Regions from separate parts of the Mus musculus genome. Here region 1 is linked to region 2. A link is a loop called in an ENCODE intact Hi-C map of the cell type or tissue named here. Cell type or tissue: heart. All regions are shown on one strand. Each heading gives the region's core, and the rest is flanking DNA. Links, peaks and the distances in the headings are about the cores only.

Evidence for each region. A loop is a pair of places that touch in the nucleus more often than their neighbours do. Peaks named below come from ENCODE experiments on the same cell type or tissue, not always from the same donor. Only the 100,000 strongest peaks of a DNase experiment are listed, where the experiment ranks them.
Region 1: a loop joins it to region 2, with 1.9 times the contacts of the local background. A loop is called at or near these places in 5 of 42 quality-filtered maps.

What each region holds. Positions count from the first base shown.
Region 1 is chr17:84,353,874-84,363,365 of GRCm38, forward strand. All of the region lies in intron 26 of Thada (thyroid adenoma associated), which reads right to left. Among named protein-coding and RNA genes, the nearest start is that of Gm24722, 33 kb to the right of the region's middle. In heart, for the core only: a CTCF peak has its summit at 5,558 (motif pointing left); no DNase peak of the experiment used is centred there.
Region 2 is chr17:84,268,128-84,277,619 of GRCm38, forward strand. It overlaps Thada (thyroid adenoma associated), which reads right to left. Exons shown (of 38, transcript NM_183021.3): 30 at 4,579-4,697. Among named protein-coding and RNA genes, the nearest start is that of Gm24492, 15 kb to the right of the region's middle. In heart, for the core only: no CTCF peak of the experiment used is centred there; DNase peaks (open chromatin) are centred at 4,634, 6,244 and 7,084; H3K27ac peaks cover 4,408 bases.

The DNA.
Region 1 (9,492 bases), core at 614-8,613, 85 kb after region 2:
AGAGAGTAAAGTGGAAATTTCACTGACAGGAAAAGGAGAATACTGCTCACAGTGCACACAGGACAACTGACAGACTGTGTCAGAGGAACAGAAACAAGATTTGAAAAACACTGGCTGAGCCTATGGGGCCCATGGGGCAGCACCAAGGAGACCACCATTAACACCATCAGCTTCTAACGAAAAGGGAGAAAGGGGCAAGGATAGGGACCAAGGGAAACTTATGCAAAATCCTTAAGTCTGAATAGAAGTGAATATCAGCATAGAAGAAGCTCAGCAGACTCTAGGGACGGAGAAGCAGCAAGCTACACCCTACGCATGCTCTCATCAACATGAAGAGAGCAGACGCCGTGAAAGGGAAGCAGGCCTTCACCCCACAGGAGCCTGAGGCAGAGCCAACAGACTTCTCAGCAGATATTCTGGAAGTCAGAGTGGTAGCTGAAACAAAACCATCAACCAAGAACCCTGATGTGTAGAACTATGACTTAAAAGACGCCCTCTTCTGGTGTATCTGAAGACAGTTACAGTGTACTCATATACTTAAATAAGTAAGTAATTCTTTAAAAAAAGGAAAAAAAAAATAAGGAGACCTTGAGGTGATGACACTTTCCAGGACTTGCACCACACATGGGGACAAAGAAGAACCCTGACTTCACAACCAGAGTACATTTCAAGATACTGTCACCAAAAAAGGGAGGGAAAAATCAGAATATTCTAAGAACAAAACAAACAAAACAAAACAAAAGCAAGCTTCTTATCCTGACAACCCATTGTGCAGGGATTGATGAAAGGTGCCCTCACTTGCTTCTGAGCAGCACAGTAGAGCTGGTACTGGTTGTGGGGATTGCAGGTGAGCTGGCCCAAGGCTGTGAGCATTGGGAGGGCTGGCACTGACACCTGTCTTCCATGCAGTAGTATGGGTGAGGGCGAGAAGCCCTCCTTACCAACCCCCTCATCCCTTGCCACCTACGGCAGGTGGGAGAGCTGCCAGCCCCACATCTACAACAGCATGAGGAAGAGAAGGCCCTCATTGCACCTTACCTCGGTAGCACAATAGAGCTGGCTCTGCTGGTTTGGGAATGGGTGAAATGGCCAGAGGGCATGAGAGTGGTAGACCTGGCTCTGTGTCCTTTGCAGACTGAGGCACTGGGTGAGCTAGCCAGGGCAATGCTGAAGTGTGGAGAGCATTTTGGGGTGCCACCTGGCAGGAATCTGACTTTGGCCAATGACAAGGAAATGGGCTTCAGGCAGTCATCTGACATTGGCCAAGGACAAGGAAGTAAGAATCTAAGTTTAAGGTAGAACAAAGAAGTAGGCTCAGATATTTTGATCATCCTTTGAAACAGCTATCAGCGGAGTGATCATGGGGCTTTGTGTTTATCGTCTTGCCTGTTCCTTGACTATTGTCTTGCTTGATTCCTCATTGTACTACTCATTGTAATACTTGCATGTAATTAAAATGGTATAAAAAGTGGATTGGGAAAGTCTCAGAATGGACTAAGGCGTTGCTATAATGTCCTCTGTCTTTTTTCTTTTTAATCCTCATTCCCAAGCTGGAGAACCGGTAGCCCGACTGAGCTGGCAGGGCCAGGTCCAGGGTGGAGGGCAGGTGCAAGAGGACAGGAAGGTGAGTGGGATTGGGATGCAGGATGTGGCAATCACAAAGAGCCAGTAAAAAGTTAAATATATAAAAACAGATGACAGAAGCAGTTGGAGAATGGGGAAAGAAGAAATGAAAAGGCATCAAAAAAGACCTAAGTCACATCAAGAAATGCATGCCAGGCAGAAAGCTGCATTGGCAGCTAAGAAAGCGAGCACTATTGAACTTTATGACCTCACTTTTCTTAAAAAAATAACCAAAAACTTTGTTTTTGCATTTTAGTTTTCTTCACTTTGGAATGAGATTTGTAACAAGTACAAAATTTTGGTTCCTTTCATAATCTTTTAAAATTTATACCTTTTTTTGAGATTGTAACTCACTGTCAGACTAGCTTCACACTCACTGAGATCCTCCTGCCTCTGCCTCTCAAGTGCTGGGATGTACCTCAGCTGGTTCACTTCCCGCACTGACTAAGCTTGGGTGGAAGTGCTATTTTCCAGCACTTGGGAAGTAGAGCCAGGAGGGTCAGAGATTCCAATCCTCCTGGGCGACACGGTGACCTTGTCTCTTTTTAAAAAAGCAGTGTTAGGGGCTGAAATTGTTTGGATTATAAAAGAGAAATCATAAAAAGCCTACAGACAACCAAGGAATGCTGAGAGTAAAAGAAAGAGGCTTCTATCAATCACTCAGCTGTGCACTAACAAATGGTAGAGATGGTAAAACCTGTTGTGTGCATGCTATCATGGCAGCACGAATTACCACACTAAAACAAAGCACAGCTGTTCTGCTGAAAGGAGGGGTGTGAAGGCGGTCCTCAGCCTGGCCTCCTTTTGCTCCTAAGAGAAGGCCTTGCAACTTGTTTCCCCCCAAACTTCTAACTTTCACACACATTAGATCAGAATGAGGCCAGGAGCATGCGTTTGCTCTTAATCAGGCTCGGTGCTTCATTTCCCCCAGGACACTTGAAAAAAAGTCTGGGGATTCAAAGACCAAGATTTATTTACAAACAAAGCAAGGAAACAAACAAACAAACACACTGGGTAAATGCTACTCTACTTCGATGTTGTCCATACCTAGTGGGATGTGATGTCTGCGGAGTTAGTTCCCAACTACTAAGTGAAAGGGAACTCCGAGTATTCAGTATACAGTATGAGTCTCCTCTCCACAGAATTAACCAAGTTCCTGCTTAGTGCTGTCTATCTCAGTCCAGAGAATTCAGTCTCCCCACACAACACCTGTCGGTAAGCTCTCAAAACATAGGATAATGTTCCACAGATTAGCTAGATCCCAGACTAAAGGGAAAAGCCAGTGTTTGGCAGACTTGCAGAAAGAACATTGTTGGGCATCTAAGCCACTTGTTTTTTGAATAGCCAGAAAAATAGTCTGGAATAAGTATAGCTCATTGTTGTTATTATTATTATTTATGGGAAAAAACAAAACCCCCGAAAACATTTAACCCCTGGCTCCTGCAACTGGCAGCGGGAAGTAGAGCAGTTTCTGTTGAAATGCTAATAACATGTATTAAATTAGACATTCTCAGGTCAGAGTCTTGGGTTTGCTCTTCTCATGAAAGTTGAGTTTTGAAAGTGCTCTGAAATCAGGCTGCCACCTCTGTGGATCCTAGAAAACCATCTTGGCCCCAAAGCAGCCTGCCTGCCCATTGAGATCCTGCAGAGCCTGGCTTTGGACATTCTTTATCTGACTGGAGCCATTCTGTTCCCATTTCCTTCCGTGTCTGTTTTCCCAAATAACCAGGCCCAAGTCCCTCAAAGGCCGGGCAGTGCTTTCTCTTCAGCTCCCTATCACAGCGCCCAGAGAGGGACAGGTAAACCGTGCAGTTCCTACAATTTTTTAAATAAAAGAATAAATCAGGTTTCTTTTCTCTTCCCCTAATTTTCTATTAACTACAACTATTATTTGCCCATTTTTAAAAAGGTAAGAAATACATAGCAAAACATCCAATCTTGCTTATCATAGAGATCCTATACACACTTGTACAAACTGTACATATACTGTCTTCCGGTGTTCTGAAGGAATGACAAACACAAACCAGTTAACCAATGCTGTTTGCAAACTGATGTTTTCAATCAATGTTTAGATGCTTTTGACTCAAAAGCTGAATGAAAAAAATATTTTCTTCCTTGTCCTTACTTAAAACACACATTTTTAAAAATAAAAATACATTTTTTAATCTTCAATTTTGGTTAATAATTTTAGCCAAATATGGAAAATGGGAATAAAATTATATATCCCTGGAATTTTAAAGATATTGTTCTATTATTTTCTTTTCAATTAAAATAATTATTCCCATGTGTTCTATCTGTCCGTATGTCTGTGTACTATATGCATGGCTGATGCCCACGTTGACCAGAAAGTGGCCTGGGATCCTAAAGAAGCAGAGTTATGTGGTTGTGAGCCACCACGTGGGTGCTGGGAGCCAAGCTTGGGTCCACTGCAAGAACAAGTACCCCTCACAGCTGAGTCATTCCCTCCCTACCCCACTCCACTCACTTCTACGGCTGCTGCTGTGCAATGCTTCCTTCCCAGTATGTAAACTGTTGGTGGTTTCCTCGCTGGCGACCATCATCAACTCTAAATATCAGGGCCTTGGTGTGTGTGCACTGCCTTTCCCGTACTGTGTTAGGACGCATATTCCAAAGGTTCTAGATTTTCTTGTGCTGTATCTATCATAATTTCTTGTCATTTCATTCTCCTTTCTGAATTCTTAATCCAGATGTCGAATCAACTGGAATAATGACTTCATTTTTTGCTCCCCCACCTTTCTATTTTAACCTCTCGGAATTCTCTCCCTCTGCCTTTGTCACCATATTAAACGTTTGCATGCATGAAATGTTGTGAAATCTCCTTCCCTTTCTGATGTTCACACTGCTGCTTTAAGACTCTCACTCTCGAGAGGCATGCATGGTGGCACCTACCTTAATCCTAGCACTCAGGAGGCCAAGGCAAGAAAATCATGACTTCTGGTCATTCTGGCTCAACAAAGATGGGAGGAAAGACTCAAAGGAAAAAAATCATCTTGCTCTGTTGCCTTTTGGTCCCTGACCTCTATGTATATTTCCAATGAATTACTTTCTTGATTTATTCTTTTCTCCTATCATTGTTAATTTTAACTGAAAGTATTGTCAGTATTATTATAGGACTTATTTCCTCCTAACTTATCTACATGGAGGTACCCTGTCCATCCCCCAACTCCCTCTTCACAGTCCAAAGCAGACAAAGTAATTGTCGGTTAGAAACAGAAACACTAAATGCTATAGAGTAGCAAGTATAAGCCAGAAAGCAGGTTAGCAACCACCAAAGGACCCACATGAAGACCACCTGAATAAGCAGCATGGTGTAAGGTTATTTATTAAAAGTTATATTTTATTCTAGTCTACACTTGTCTACATAAATTATCTGCTATGTAACTCTAAAGAACACCTATTCTAAGTACAAATTTAAGTGTTATTTTTTTTCATCCCCCAGCCCAAACTGGCCATGATTTCAAAGAAATGGAGGACTAAGAGGAGGGAGGCAAGAAGCCCGTGCAGAGACCCAGTGCTCGCATACTGTGCCTTGTGGTCCCAATGGCCATGCTGACGTCATGACTTGTTACTGAGCATCACTGGCACTCACTGTCATCTGGTAGTGCAGCTGCATGCATGTCAAAAGTACTGTGCACAGCCACTTACTCTTCCACAGAGACTCAGGACGCTCGGAGGTCAGTGAGTCATTATACCCAACCTTACAAAGCCACTGCCTGCTAAATATCCTAAGTCTAGAAATATTCCAATTATTAAAAAACATTCAAAACTCACAAATATGAAGCAAAACATCCATCCTCATTAAATAATTATATTTCATAAAAAAACGCTATGAGGGGCTGGAGGGATGGCTCAGCGGTTAAGAGCACAGACTGCTCTTCCAGAGGTCCTGAGTTCAATTTCCGGCAACCACATGGTGGCTCACAACCATCTGTAACAAGATCTGGCGCCCTCTTCTGGAGTGTCTGAAGACAGCTACAGTGTACTTACATATAATAAATAAATCTTTTAAAAAAAAGAAAAGAAAAGAAAAGAAAACGCTATGAGCTCAGGAAAATCTAATAACATGCCATGAAACTAAGGCAGCTCAAGCATTATATCTGTCTATATTATATATCTGTCTGTCTATATTATATATCTGTCTATATTAAGCCTATTCTAGTGGCAATTTTTATAAGTAATGTGAAAATTTTATTTTAGAAAAGGCTGCTACTAGCCAAGGAATAAAAATCTGAAACCGTGTTCCCTACTTTTCATCTGTATTGGGACAGTAATGGAGAAGGCATCTGTGGAAAGGGAGAAAAGCCTGAGAGAAGGCCAGCGTGCAGAAGTAAGCTCCCACTGCAGCAGCAGCAGCAGCCAGCATGCAGGAGTAAGCGACCACTGCAGCAGGACTGGAGCCATCTGCCCAGCCTTGCCAGGCGCCCACCCATCTGGTTTTCTTAAGATGGACGAGTCACGGCTGCTCAGTGGAGCTTCTGTGAGAACAGAGAGAACACATCCACAAATCTAACTTTGTTCTTCTCCACAGATTATAAACCAGTGCTCTTTGGCCTTGGATCCCGCGCCTAGGCCTCTTCCCCTGCCTCCCTACTTTGAAGAGAAGATGAAAGGAAGAAAACAGATAGTAATATAAATTATCATGAAGGCCAATGTACCAGGGTCCAGCAGTTCAGAGAACACAACTCACTTGTTTTTACAGTATAGATAGCTTTTCAAAATACATAACATACAGAACCAGAAAAAATGATTAAAATGTGAATTTGTCATAAAATTTTATATAGCACTGTGAAAAAATTAACACCTATAATTTTCAGGGATCAAACACTAAATTGTTTTACTCAACACTGAACATATTAAGTGCCAAAGGGGAAAAAAAAGAGGAAGCTACCAAATGAGATATAGTTGACACTTATAGAACTACAGATACATACATACATACATACATACATACATACATACATGCACACATACATACATATCAACACACACACACAGAGACACACACAGAAAGACACAGAGACACAGACACAAATATACAGAGAGACAGCATAGACACAGACACACAGTGACACAGACAGACACACAGAGACACAAACAGACATAGAAAGTCACACAGACCCAGTGACTAAAGGAGACAACCATGGTACTGCATGCATTCAATGCTGCTTGTACACTGGTATACCTGTGCATTCCTTTTGATGAGTCCATTCTAATAGTAAATCCACACTTCGATTCCTGAACAAGCATATAAAAAGGTGCAAATACTACAATACATATTTACTTCATCCTTGGAAAAGAAAACCATTCTTACATCATTTTATAATCACAATGGGCTGACCACCAGCTGACTTTACCCCGAAACAATTTAATGTATCACTCTTAAAAGTTTTCGAAAAGAGCCGGGCGTGGTGGCGCACGCCTTTAATCCCAGCAGTCGGGAGGCAGAGGCAGGCGGATTTCTGAGTTTGAGGCCAGCCTGGGCTACAAAGTGAGTTCCAGGACAGCCAGGGCTGCACAGAGAAACCCTGTCTCAAAAAACAAACAAACAAACAAACCAAAAAAAAAAAAAAATATGACTCCTAATGAGGTTATGGTTTCTTTTCCTTTTTCCTTTATTCCCCGAAATTGTGAGCAAAACCAAAACAATATGCCCAAATACTGAATGGTGGTTTCAGTTCTGCTATTCATCAGATATGTGATGTAGTTAAGCCACTCAACTTCTGAATCTAGTTTCCCATTCTATTTAACAGGAATAACCATTCATCTACCCAACCTTTCTAGTTAACACTGGGGTCAAACAAGGTAACACATCAGAAAGGACAGATAAACAGACAGGTGCTCATGCACACATAAACACACACACACACACACACACACACACACACACACACACACACACACACGCACACACACATGCACACACACGCACGCACACACACACACGCACACACACGCGCACACACACATGCACACACGAACGCACGCAAGACAAAGATAAAATGTTTAAAAAATTAAATAGCTAACAGTTTTTAAACTCAGGTATGTTTCTATGATGAAATATCCTTCACTTCATGAAACTACCCTAACCAAGTAGTTTAGTAAGTCCTTCTTTAGCTAAATGAAAAGTTCTACTGTAAAAAAAAAACTTATTTACACTGACTCTTAATAAAAAAAAACAAACAAACTGCTGGTATATGAAATCCCAAATCCTGACTTCCAAAAGTCTATACTGTTCTAAGCAGCAAAACCACTCAGGTAAACACACTGATCTCCCAGTTGCAGCTTTGAGTTCCAATCCAGTTACAGTGTGTCTCCATTCAGTTGCCAAAATGATCATCTAAAGCAAACCTGATCCTCTTAAGTCCACACTTTCAAACACTTGCCTTGCTCCTATGCCCTCAAGCTTGGCTGGCAAGGTCCCCCACTCATCCTAAGCTGCTCTATTTCATTTGGCATATTTTTATCCCACACTCTGCAAAGGTGTGACTCCTATTCTTTCCCTACCAGTTCAGATGAGGGCACACACGTCCAGTGCCCTCACCGCAACACTTACAGGCTTGCTTGAAGACCCTCATTTATACATCAAACTTCTGAGCTGAACCAGGCACAACGACGAAGGGGACAACTTCCCACCTTCCAGGAGCTGATGGTCCACTAAGAGAAACCCGAGCAGACACTGAACGCAGACTAATAAGAAGGCTAGTGCTGTGGTGCACACTTGAGTTGAGAGTAAGTTAAAGAGGCAAGAAGATCAAGGCTTCCAGGCCAGCCTGGACGACAAGAGAACCTGTCTCGAAAAACAAAGTCAAATATCTTATGATTGCTTATCATGGCTTCCTATGAGCCTCCAACTAAACCTAGCTCCAAGAAGGGGAAAAAAAACTGAAACAAAAAACTAATGAATGAACATCTATAGCAGTGTCATAGGTGCTCTGTAAGTATGAAAGACTGCTCGCTGTGTGCACAAGGCTACAATGGTTTATAAAATCCTTCCCAGACGGGTGTAAATAGTCTTTCTGAAGCCTACAGCAGGCTGTGCCAGTCACAGTAGGCCATTCACTAGTCAGACCTGGCTTTGCGTTTGGCATAAGCAGTCACTTTACGAGTAATTTTCAGATCAGATGAGTTAAACACTGCTGTCTTCAAAGTTCCGACTTGGCAAAATACACATCTTCCTCAAACTCGTAAGACCAAACGAAAGGAAAGGCAGCTCCTGCTGCGGGATGGCGGCTCTGTGCTGTCCGTCAAGTGCTAGCCCTGGACAAGTCAGTGACGACCATGAGCAGCAGCCCTGCCAGCAGGAATCACTGTCAAGACAGAACCCGACCTACGGCATCACCTGCCGAAGAAAACTAGAGTGGAGAAAGCAAACACCTCATGAATATTCACTTGCCCTTGGTCCAAGAAAAGTAAGTTTGCCTTTAATTAAAAATAAAAATAACCCAGAAAGCTGAAATAAGATCTGAGGAGTAGTGGCCATGGGTCAGCCCGTCAGCATAAGAAAGAGTTGGCAGTGCCCAGGGGAAAGTGCTCCAGTGTGTGACTGTGACACCATTCTGCTCTTGTAAAGATTTGGAAATTAGATTCTGTCCTGGACAGAATTAGGTCTAGCTTCTCCACTACTGTGCTGACAAGCCAAAAAGTACCCCTGGTACAAGGGTGCCCAGTGGTTCCAAAGCCCTGGCCTGAGCCACAGAGAGCAGAGTCAACAGCTGACAGACAAGCACCACAATGTAAATGCTCCAGAGGACATTGCTACACACAAATAATTCTACCTCTGCTTCCCAGGAGTTTTAAATCAGACTTACAAAACAACGCATAAAGGAGCAGAAAAACAAAAGCAAAAGA
Region 2 (9,492 bases), core at 1,013-9,012:
CCACAGAGAACTGTGCTAAGAGTAGATTTCACTTTTATATTGTTTTTCAAATTATTTTTCCTTGCTATGAATGATAGCCAAGGAAAACCAGGGATGAAGTTCTGTAGAGAATGTTTCCCTTCGGCCATCCCATTCCCCACCCCAGAGCCCAGCAGCACACAAAGCTCACCTGCTTATCTTCTTCAGTTTGGTTTGTTTTTTTGAAACTGTTTCACTGAGTAGCTCAGACTGGTCTGAAATTTGCAACAGCCCCTTTGTCTCCGTACCCCTAAGTAGTAGGATTAACACACGTGTACCCACACACATGGTTTATGTCATCAAGTTTTCTAAAAGGAACATCCAATACATATTTACTCTTTTATGGCTGAGGGAAACACAAGATAACAAACCACTTCTGAAAAAACTGAAGCCCAATATAATTGTAATCCCAAGTCACAGCCAAGGTAAACAAGCCGTTTCCTCTGAGTCCTGCTTGAGAGAGCTTTTCAAAGTTCTTTCTGTTAGGGTGGAGCCTGTGACTGCTAGGACAGCAGAGCTGCAGCCTGAAGACAGCAAGCGCAGCAGGAGGACCATCCAAGGGGCCTGGACTGCACCCTGTTGTGGCATCCCTAGACAATGTTGTGACATCCCTAGACAATGTTGTGACATCCCTAGACAATGTTGTGACATCCCTAGACAATGTTGTGACATCCCTTCCCAGGACGGGGCTCATTCTGAATCTCACTTGCTTCCTGACCTGGGCAAGATTTCCACCCCACCGGGATCTGGTAACTGCTGCCCTCACACCGGGATCTGGTAACCGCTGCCCTCACACGGGGATCTGGTAACCGCTGCCCTCACACGGGGATCTGGTAACCGCTGCCCTCACACCGGGATCTGGTAACCGCTGCCCTCACACCGGGATCTGGTAACCGCTGCCCTCACACGGGGATCTGGTAACCGCTGCCCTCACACCGGGATCTGGTAAATGCTGCCCTCACACGGGGATCTGGTAAATGCTGCCCTCACACCGGGATCTGGTAAATGCTGCCCTCACACCGGGATCTGGTAACCGCTGCCCTCACACCGGGATCTGGTAAATGCTGCCCTCACACCGGGATCTGGTAACCGCTGCCCTCACACCGGGATCTGGTAACCGCTGCCCTCACACGGGGATCTGGTAACCGCTGCCCTCACACGGGGATCTGGTAACCGCTGCCCTCACACGGGGATCTGGTAACCGCTGCCCTCACACGGGGATCTGGTAACCGCTGCCCTCACACGGGGATCTGGTAACCGCTGCCCTCACACCGGGATCTGGTAACCGCTGCCCTCACACCGGGATCTGGTAACCGCTGCCCTCACACCGGGATCTGGTAACCGCTGCCCTCACACGGGGATCTGGTAACCGCTGCCCTCACACGGGGATCTGGTAACCGCTGCCCTCACACGGGGATCTGGTAACCGCTGCCCTCACACGGGGATCTGGTAACCGCTGCCCTCACACCGGGATCTGGTAACCGCTGCCCTCACACGGGGATCTGGTAACCGCTGCCCTCACACGGGGATCTGGTAACTGCTGCCCTCACACCGGGATCTGGTAACCGCTGCCCTCACACGGGGATCTGGTAACCGCTGCCCTCACACCGGGATCTGGTAACCGCTGCCCTCATACCAGAGGAAAGAACTGGACTGAGAAGGGAAGGCTGAGAAAGGGAGAAGGGAGGACAGGAAGGATTAATGAGCTGATTTCCATAAGACTCCTGACATCCTGGAATGAAAAGCAGCCTGCAAGAGCAAATGCCATGTTCTTTATTCAAACCACATTCCCACCCAGCCATTTATCATGGAAAAGTCCCCAACAACGTTGCTCAACCAGCTCATATAAATAAACCCTGATTAATCTTGTAAAGTATAAACACAAATGTATGACAAAAGTCTGTATGCTTTTAACTTCAGAGTTCAAATTTTAAAATTCACTTGATTATCTGTAGCTCCCATAATTTTTTTTTTTTTTTAAAAGAAACCTTTTGGAACAAAAGGACAGATAAATGGCTCGTGCCCTAAACCCTCGAGCTCACTGGACTGAATGAACTCAAGGATTGAATAAACTACAGGAGGAAAAATGTGTTACTGCCAGAACCGAAACAAACTGTTTGTTGTTTCTTCCTTCCTTTTTTTTTTTTTTTTTTTTTTTTTTGAGACAGGGTTTCTCTGTGTAGCCCTGGCTGTCCTGGAACTCACTCTGTAGACCAGGCTGGCCTCAAACTCAGAAATCTGCCTGCCTCTGCCTCCCAAGTGCTGGGATTAAAGGCTGCACCACTGCCCAGCAACTAAGTTTCTTTTCTTGGCAACAGTAATTTCTCATAGGTTACATTAGAAAGCTACAGAGAGGCCTCAGTAAGTCCAAGGCACATTTATCTTTCATATGTAAATGCCCAGGAATATAAAGGGGCCTCTTCAGCAGTTGACTCTGGAATACTCCCACAGTAACATCTTCATGGCAAAGCAGGGAAGAAAGTCAGAAAGGTTTTGCTCTGATAGGCAACTACCATGACCCTAAATGGGTTCATCTGAGCATTCAGTTGACCTGTGTAGACAAACATTTTCCACAGCAAGAGGCCCTCAGAGACAAGGCAGGCCCAGGACAGGTGATATTTTCATTACCTACATGGAGTTCTACGGTTTCCAACTCAGCCTGTGGCATTCCTCAATAATGTGGGTAATACAGAATGGCTCCTGCAAAGCTCTGGAATATCCTCAGCTTCTGCAGCACGATTTCCTCCCAAACTCTACCCTAGGCTCGAACACACCCTGATTAATACTTGTAAAAACCGTATGTTGGGGAGCAAGAGGAGGCCTGGCATTAGGAGCCACCTACTGAGTGGGAAGTTCACACTTGGATAAGAGAGCTGACTGTAGGAAGCACAACTGTGGCTTTCCTGTGCTCTGGGCAAGGAGGCAGAACCCAGTGAGCTCATGTGACTCAGGGCTGTATTTTCTAGGCTAAGGCTAAAGAAATCAGAGGAAAAAACCTCAGAAGGGGGTGGAGGGATGCTCACAATGACAAGGTTGATTGGACAACAGTGACAGGGACCATGGAGGATGTCTGCCAAGGTAGGAAGACCCTCTCCAGCTGAAGAGTGGCTGTGTAGAACTAAGACTTCTCAGCCACCTCCAGGCACTGAACAAACTGTGCCCGTCAAAGTCTGGCCTGTCCCTCCATCTTCTTTCTCATGCACCAAGAAGGAATGGCCTAAGGACTTCTGGTGCGCCTGAGCAAAAGGGACAGAGACTCTTCCCTATACAAGCTTCAGAGCCACGGCTTAACTCCCGACGAGGGTATGGCTAAAAATGATTTTCAGCAGACAATTCTTGGAGAGCCTCCATTTCCTGACCCCAGAACAACAGCTGGAAGATCTGTAAAGACAAGGCACAAATGCGACCCCAGGCCTCTGTTCTCTGGAAGTGTGTCTTAGGGAGGCTGAAGGCAATGGGCTACACAGAAGGCAAGCAATCTCACACTTAGGGAAACCACTGAGCAGCTTCCATAACCTCAGTGGCACTTTAGACAAAGAGGACCCAACCAGTGAGCACGCCCACAGTTAAGTATGGCCTGAGACAGTCACTACACACCCTATCACCACACCCGCCGTGGTGGACAGCCACCAGTGGCTCGCCACACTTTCAGTGTGACCTGCCCAGTTTCCTCTACCTCATGGAGGGTTATGGCATCATTTCACAGGGCTGTCTTAAGTACTACTGGCCTCTTCTTTCTCTCCCCCCCAACCCCCCAGACAGGTTTCTCTGTATAAGAAAGCCCTGGCTGTCCTGGAATCACTTTGCAGGCTAGGCTAGCTTCAAATTTATAGAGATCCGCCTGCCTGTCTCTTGAGTGTTGTGATTAAAGGCACGCACCACTGCCCACAACTGGCCTCTTCTTAACTACCTTTGCTAAAGTTAACTCCTACAGGAGCCTTGAAGAGACACTGTTCTACCAATATCTGGGGATCCAAAGATTTTGCACACAGTGTTAAGAGTTTTCTCTACACATGATAAAATGGAAGGTTGTTTTTACTCTTCACATCACTTTATATTCTAAGTTCCAGAACAAGCACATGTAAGACTGGCAAAACAGAAAGAAAAAAAAAAGAAAGAAAGAAAAAAAAGAAAAAGAAAGAAAGAAATAAAGAAAAGAAAAAAATGAAAAAAAAATAAAAAAGGTCCCCTCCACTTTTGCTGACATAAGCCGACTACCCATCGAATCCTGGCAAACTTCAGTTCCCTCTTCCATGCATGTTCTACCTTCTCTTCAGTGCCTTCAAGCACCCAAGGGTTTGTACAATGCAGACCAGCTAACAGTGTTGGGGTCTTGGCGAGGGTAAGCAACATCTGACTATTGAAATATATTAAACTCCTAGCACCAACGCTTAGCAATTTTAGAAAAATTGTCAAGAAATACTTTTTCACCACAATGCAAAGGTCTAAAATACTCCAAAAAGTCTGGAAACGACTGAAACCTCCTCACAACTTGAAAGAGCAACCCTCTAACACCACTCACCCAGTGCTGTCTCCTCATTCACGTGGGCTTTTACATACCTCATGGCCAGCCAGAGTTTGGCTTTGGTACAAGCAGTGACATCACTCAGCTCTTGCAGGAAATCTGCATTTGTTCTGTGTCTGCAGTCTGTAATGTAGGCTTGTAACAGATGAAAAACCTGAACCAGAAAAGAGGAAAAACAATACTTGGCTGTGAAAATGAGATTTCTTCAAAATGGTTCCTCAAAGGAAACGAACTCTGTCTCCACAAGAAAACAGGCTGGGGGGCTGGGGGCAGCCCAGGGTTGGGCCACACAAACCCATGCTCTGGGTCACTCCCACAATTCCCTAGACCAAGGATCACCGTGACCACATAATCATCAGCCTCGAGAGCTTCTTAGGTAGAAACAAGAAGTGGAATTACCTTTATGTCAGCAATCTTACAAGAAACTACACTCCAAGTCTGCACAGGAAGGAACTATGAGTCTGTGTGGCTTAGACATATACTTGGGTTCATAAGGCAGTGTGGGCCAATGAGATAGGAACAGCACAACACACCTGTGTAGAAGCAGGCAGTACTGTCTGTAAACAAATCTCTGAAACTTTTCCTTAGCAGTCAGAAGGGACAGCAGTCAGATGTGGCATACACTTGACACTTACATGACAGTTATATACCAGGAATTAAAAGCAGAAAGATCAGAGCCTGATGTCTCTCAAGTGTTTATATGTATGATGGTGGCACTGTTTGGCCACACAATCTAGACCACTGTGCCCCTGTGAGGAGCACAGATCTTTGGGGAACAATGAATGAGACAGAGGGTTCTCTGGCCTGAAAGCCTCAATGGCACACAATTCCTTTGTTTGGTTGGTCACCTACATAAGCATATAAGGATGAAGGAAACAAAGTGCCAATAAACACATAAGAAATTTAAAATGTTTTCCCTTTTCTTTTCTGTTGTATCCTCTGCCAGCAGGGCTGGCACACAAGCTGCCACATGTGGCTTTATGTGGGCTCTTGGGATAAGTGCAAGTACTTTACTTATGGTACCACCTCCCAGGCTGTGCCTCAGTCTTAAGTGATAATAATAGCAAATATTTTTACATTGCCAAGTGAAAAAAGCAAGCTATAAGGGCCTCTTGCTGTTTGTCTACACAGGTCAACTGAATGCTCAGATGAACCCATTTAGGGTCATGGTAGTCACCTGTCAGAGCAAATTCTTTCAGACCTTCTTCCCTGCTTTGCCATGAAGATGTTACTGTGGGAGTATTCCAGAGTCAACTGCTGAAGAGGCCCCTTTATATTCTTGGGCATTTACACATGTGCCTTGGGACTACAGCTGGAGTCACAGGTCAAGATTCTCTCCCTGCTCTGCCCTTTTTTAGATAAGAACTCAAGTAGCCCAGGGTGGTCTCAAACTCCCAATGTAGCTAAGGATGGCCTTGAACCAGTTGATCCTCCTGCCTCCTGAATACTGGAATTACAGGTGTATGTCACCATGCCTAGTCTACTGTTTCTTGGAAGGGTGAGTCTATGGGAGTGTGGGCCCAGCCCCTGTATGCACACTGAAGCGCTTTCTCTAACAAAGGACCTGCTCTTTCAGGAGCACAGATCAGATGCTGCTGCCTCACCACAGCCTGCAGGGACCAAACCACCCGGCATAGAGCCTGGAGAACTGGGCTGGCCGGGGCTTCTGTTCCTATGCGGTGACTGCCAGAGGGAAAAATACCTCCCTTGGTCTCAATCCCCACTGTCCCAAAAGAGCTGGCAAAGTCACTAGGCCTTGCTTTCTTTTCTCCACAGCTGCACTAAACCAACCACCAGGGCTTTCATGTGTCACAGCGCTGTAATTAATCAGCAGACACCAGCAAAACACACGGCTGTGGAATTTACTTGTCAAGAGAGCTGTGAGGTTTCAAATGCTTCTCATTTAGAAGCAATCACTTTAGAAATAACCCCCTGTGGATGTTTAAGCCCTGGCCTGGATTTGCTCACCTTGCTTGGCAAAAACAAGACTGTTTTTGAAATGCTTGGTAGTTCTGGCTTATGAATGTCAGCCTACAGGCCCATCAATTCTGTCACCCTGGGCACACACCAGACAACAACTGCAATCCCAGTAACTCACCAAGGACAGAGAGTGATATGTCTGTACCTGACCAATGTACACAGAGGGGCATGTAGGCAAACCTGGTAGACATAAGCAAGTATAAGAGGCAGTGCAGTACAAACCGAGCCGAGCACTTGTTAGAGAAGCAGAGGAGAACAGAGCAGGGAAGGAAAGGAGACAAAGCAGATGGAGAGGCTTGCAAACAAACATGAAATAGATTAGTATTTCTGAGAAATATTAATGAAAAGATTTGAATGCACAACCATCCTCACATGACATTTGAAGGACTCAAGACAAATGAGATAATCATTGAGTGTGACGCTCAGGGAGGTCTGGATGGAAAGAGCCACTTGTCTCTCGGTTCTTGGGTTGGCAGACACAAGGCCACTTTTCTCTCCTTCCGCATTTGCCTACAGTGCTGGTACTGAGTGTGGTTAAACCCAGGCCTGGGATGACTTGCAAACAGTAATCATAGAGAAGTTTGAGCTGCCAGGCCAGTGAAGGAGCAGGACTCATCAGACACACCAAAGTGCTGACAAGCATACTGCCAGTTTAGGGGCCCAAGTGTACAACAGCATTCAAATATCCAGTCCACAAATACTTATTAAGCAAGTGTTATTACCAGATAGTGCCCTGGTAACTGCAGCAGAGACCAAGCAGCAGGGCTGCTCCCTCCCTCCTGCCTCTTTCTCCTGCTCCCCCAGTTTGGGTTCTAGTCATGAGGATTAGAGATGTGAGAACCCAGCAGCCTCCCTGATGCTGCATGCCACTGACATCACCTGCCTGGCTTCCCATGATCTGCTGTTTGTGAGTCCAGTACATGGTAGGAGCTCAGCAGCACTGAGTGGACCGACCATATGCTGGGGTTTAGTGTCTCTACTGACAGGAGCTGTCTCAGGATACAGTCCCGCCTGGAGCCTGTACACTTAGGTAGGTACCACCTTTGTGTTCAGGGCTGACACGTGGCTGGAAGATACCTTTCTCCTCTATTCCCTTGACTCCTGATGTGATGGAGACTGCAAGGTTAGACAAATAGTAAGACTCCAATCACATGGTACACACTCTGAGGGCAAACATGGTTGTAAACCAAGGGACTACCTATGTATATCTTTAGATCAACCAAGTTAACCTCTGTTTCCTCATGTTAAATAGAGTAAGACAGTAGTCTCCTCCGTCTTTTCAATTATTATTCTAGTGTGTGTGTGATGGCACATGTGTAGAGGTCAAGGAACATATTTTGGGGATCAGTTCTAGTGATGGAACTTAAATTGTTAAACTCGCATGACAAGTACTTTTTCCTGGCTTGGCTGAATCATATTGTCAGCTCAGTGGCCCTCTCTGTAGGACACATTCCAAGGCACTGGTGGGTACCTGAAACCTTGGTTAATATAAACCTTACGTAAGTGTATTTTTCCTCTATACATATACACATCTATAAAAAGTTTAACTTTCAAACTAATCACAACAAAAGCGAAATAAAACAGAAAACAACAATATACTATAATAAAAATTACTTAAATTTATTTACTTCAATTTTGGAACTCCCCCCCCCCTTTTTTTTGGATTTTTGAGACAGGGTTTCTCTGGGACTTACTCTATAGGCCAGGCTGGCCTCAAACTCAGAGATGTCCCTGCCTCTGCCTCCACAGGGCTGAATTTAAAGGCAAGTGCCAGCACAACCAGTTTGAACTTTAATATCTTTAGACTGCAACTGACAGTGATTGAGCCTTCAGGAGGAGCTAATGGGAACAGAGAGATCTCTGCAATCTGTGACTAGAGAGATATATAATGTTTATTACATACACACACACACACACACACACACATATGGACACATGTGCACTCACATATCTACATACAATTAAAAAAAAATCTTTAAAAGGTGTTTACTATTCAATGGTGGTTGGCTAATTTTAACAATGAACCACACTAATAAAAACACTAATAGTAGGAGAAAGTTAGGGGAGAGGAAAGGAATATACATGGGAATCTTTGTACTACCAACACAATATTTTCATAAATCTACCATTGTCTTAAAGTAGATCCTAATTTAAAAAATGTACTGGGACTGGTCAGAGATCAGCATGGTGTGTGGGTCAGGATGAGGAAGACCTCACTGGCAATGTGATGGAATTGATCCTGTCATGTGGCCAGCAGAGCCCTCTTCAAAGGAAAGACTGCGGGGATGGGAGCTGTAACTTGCAGGGAGATATCAAGGGCTGCTTCAGATAAGACAGGGGGTCCAGGATCATGCCAGAAGTCCAGTTAAGAGGTGATGTGTTGAACCAGGGGCTAAAGACTATTAGCACGTGGGCTATGAGTGCTTCTGTAAAAACATTTAGAAGCTGGGGGGCATCATATCAGCATCATCCCTATTTTCAACTTCTTTTGAAACTCAGAAGGTCCACTTGTAGTGGACCTAACAAGTCACAAGTGACCCATTCATAGCTGAATGGGAGGAGCTACTTACTGCTCACTACTGCTAAGGGCATATTAATGCCATTTGTCACTGCTCATTTTTCTCAACTTTGGGACATCAAAACCAAAATGAAATATTTACAAAGTACAAGAATGTATGAAAGGTGTGACATCAAAGGGTAGGCAGAGAGGGCATGAGTGTGAGTGACTCCTCTAGGTTTCTGACCAGGACACACTCTGATCTTGTGGTACCCTCTAAGAACCACAGCTGAACTCTAGTGTGGTGAGTAGAGAGGAACACTTACGTGGGAAAGCCCTTCTTGGGCTGCCAAGTAGGGTGACAGCTGGAAAAAAGAAGTTGGACATCAAAAAGATATTGTTAACTTGGGAAGCTGGGCTACCTTAGGATCATGATCAGAAGGGCAGCCCCAGCCGTCTGAGAGTGGTGGGC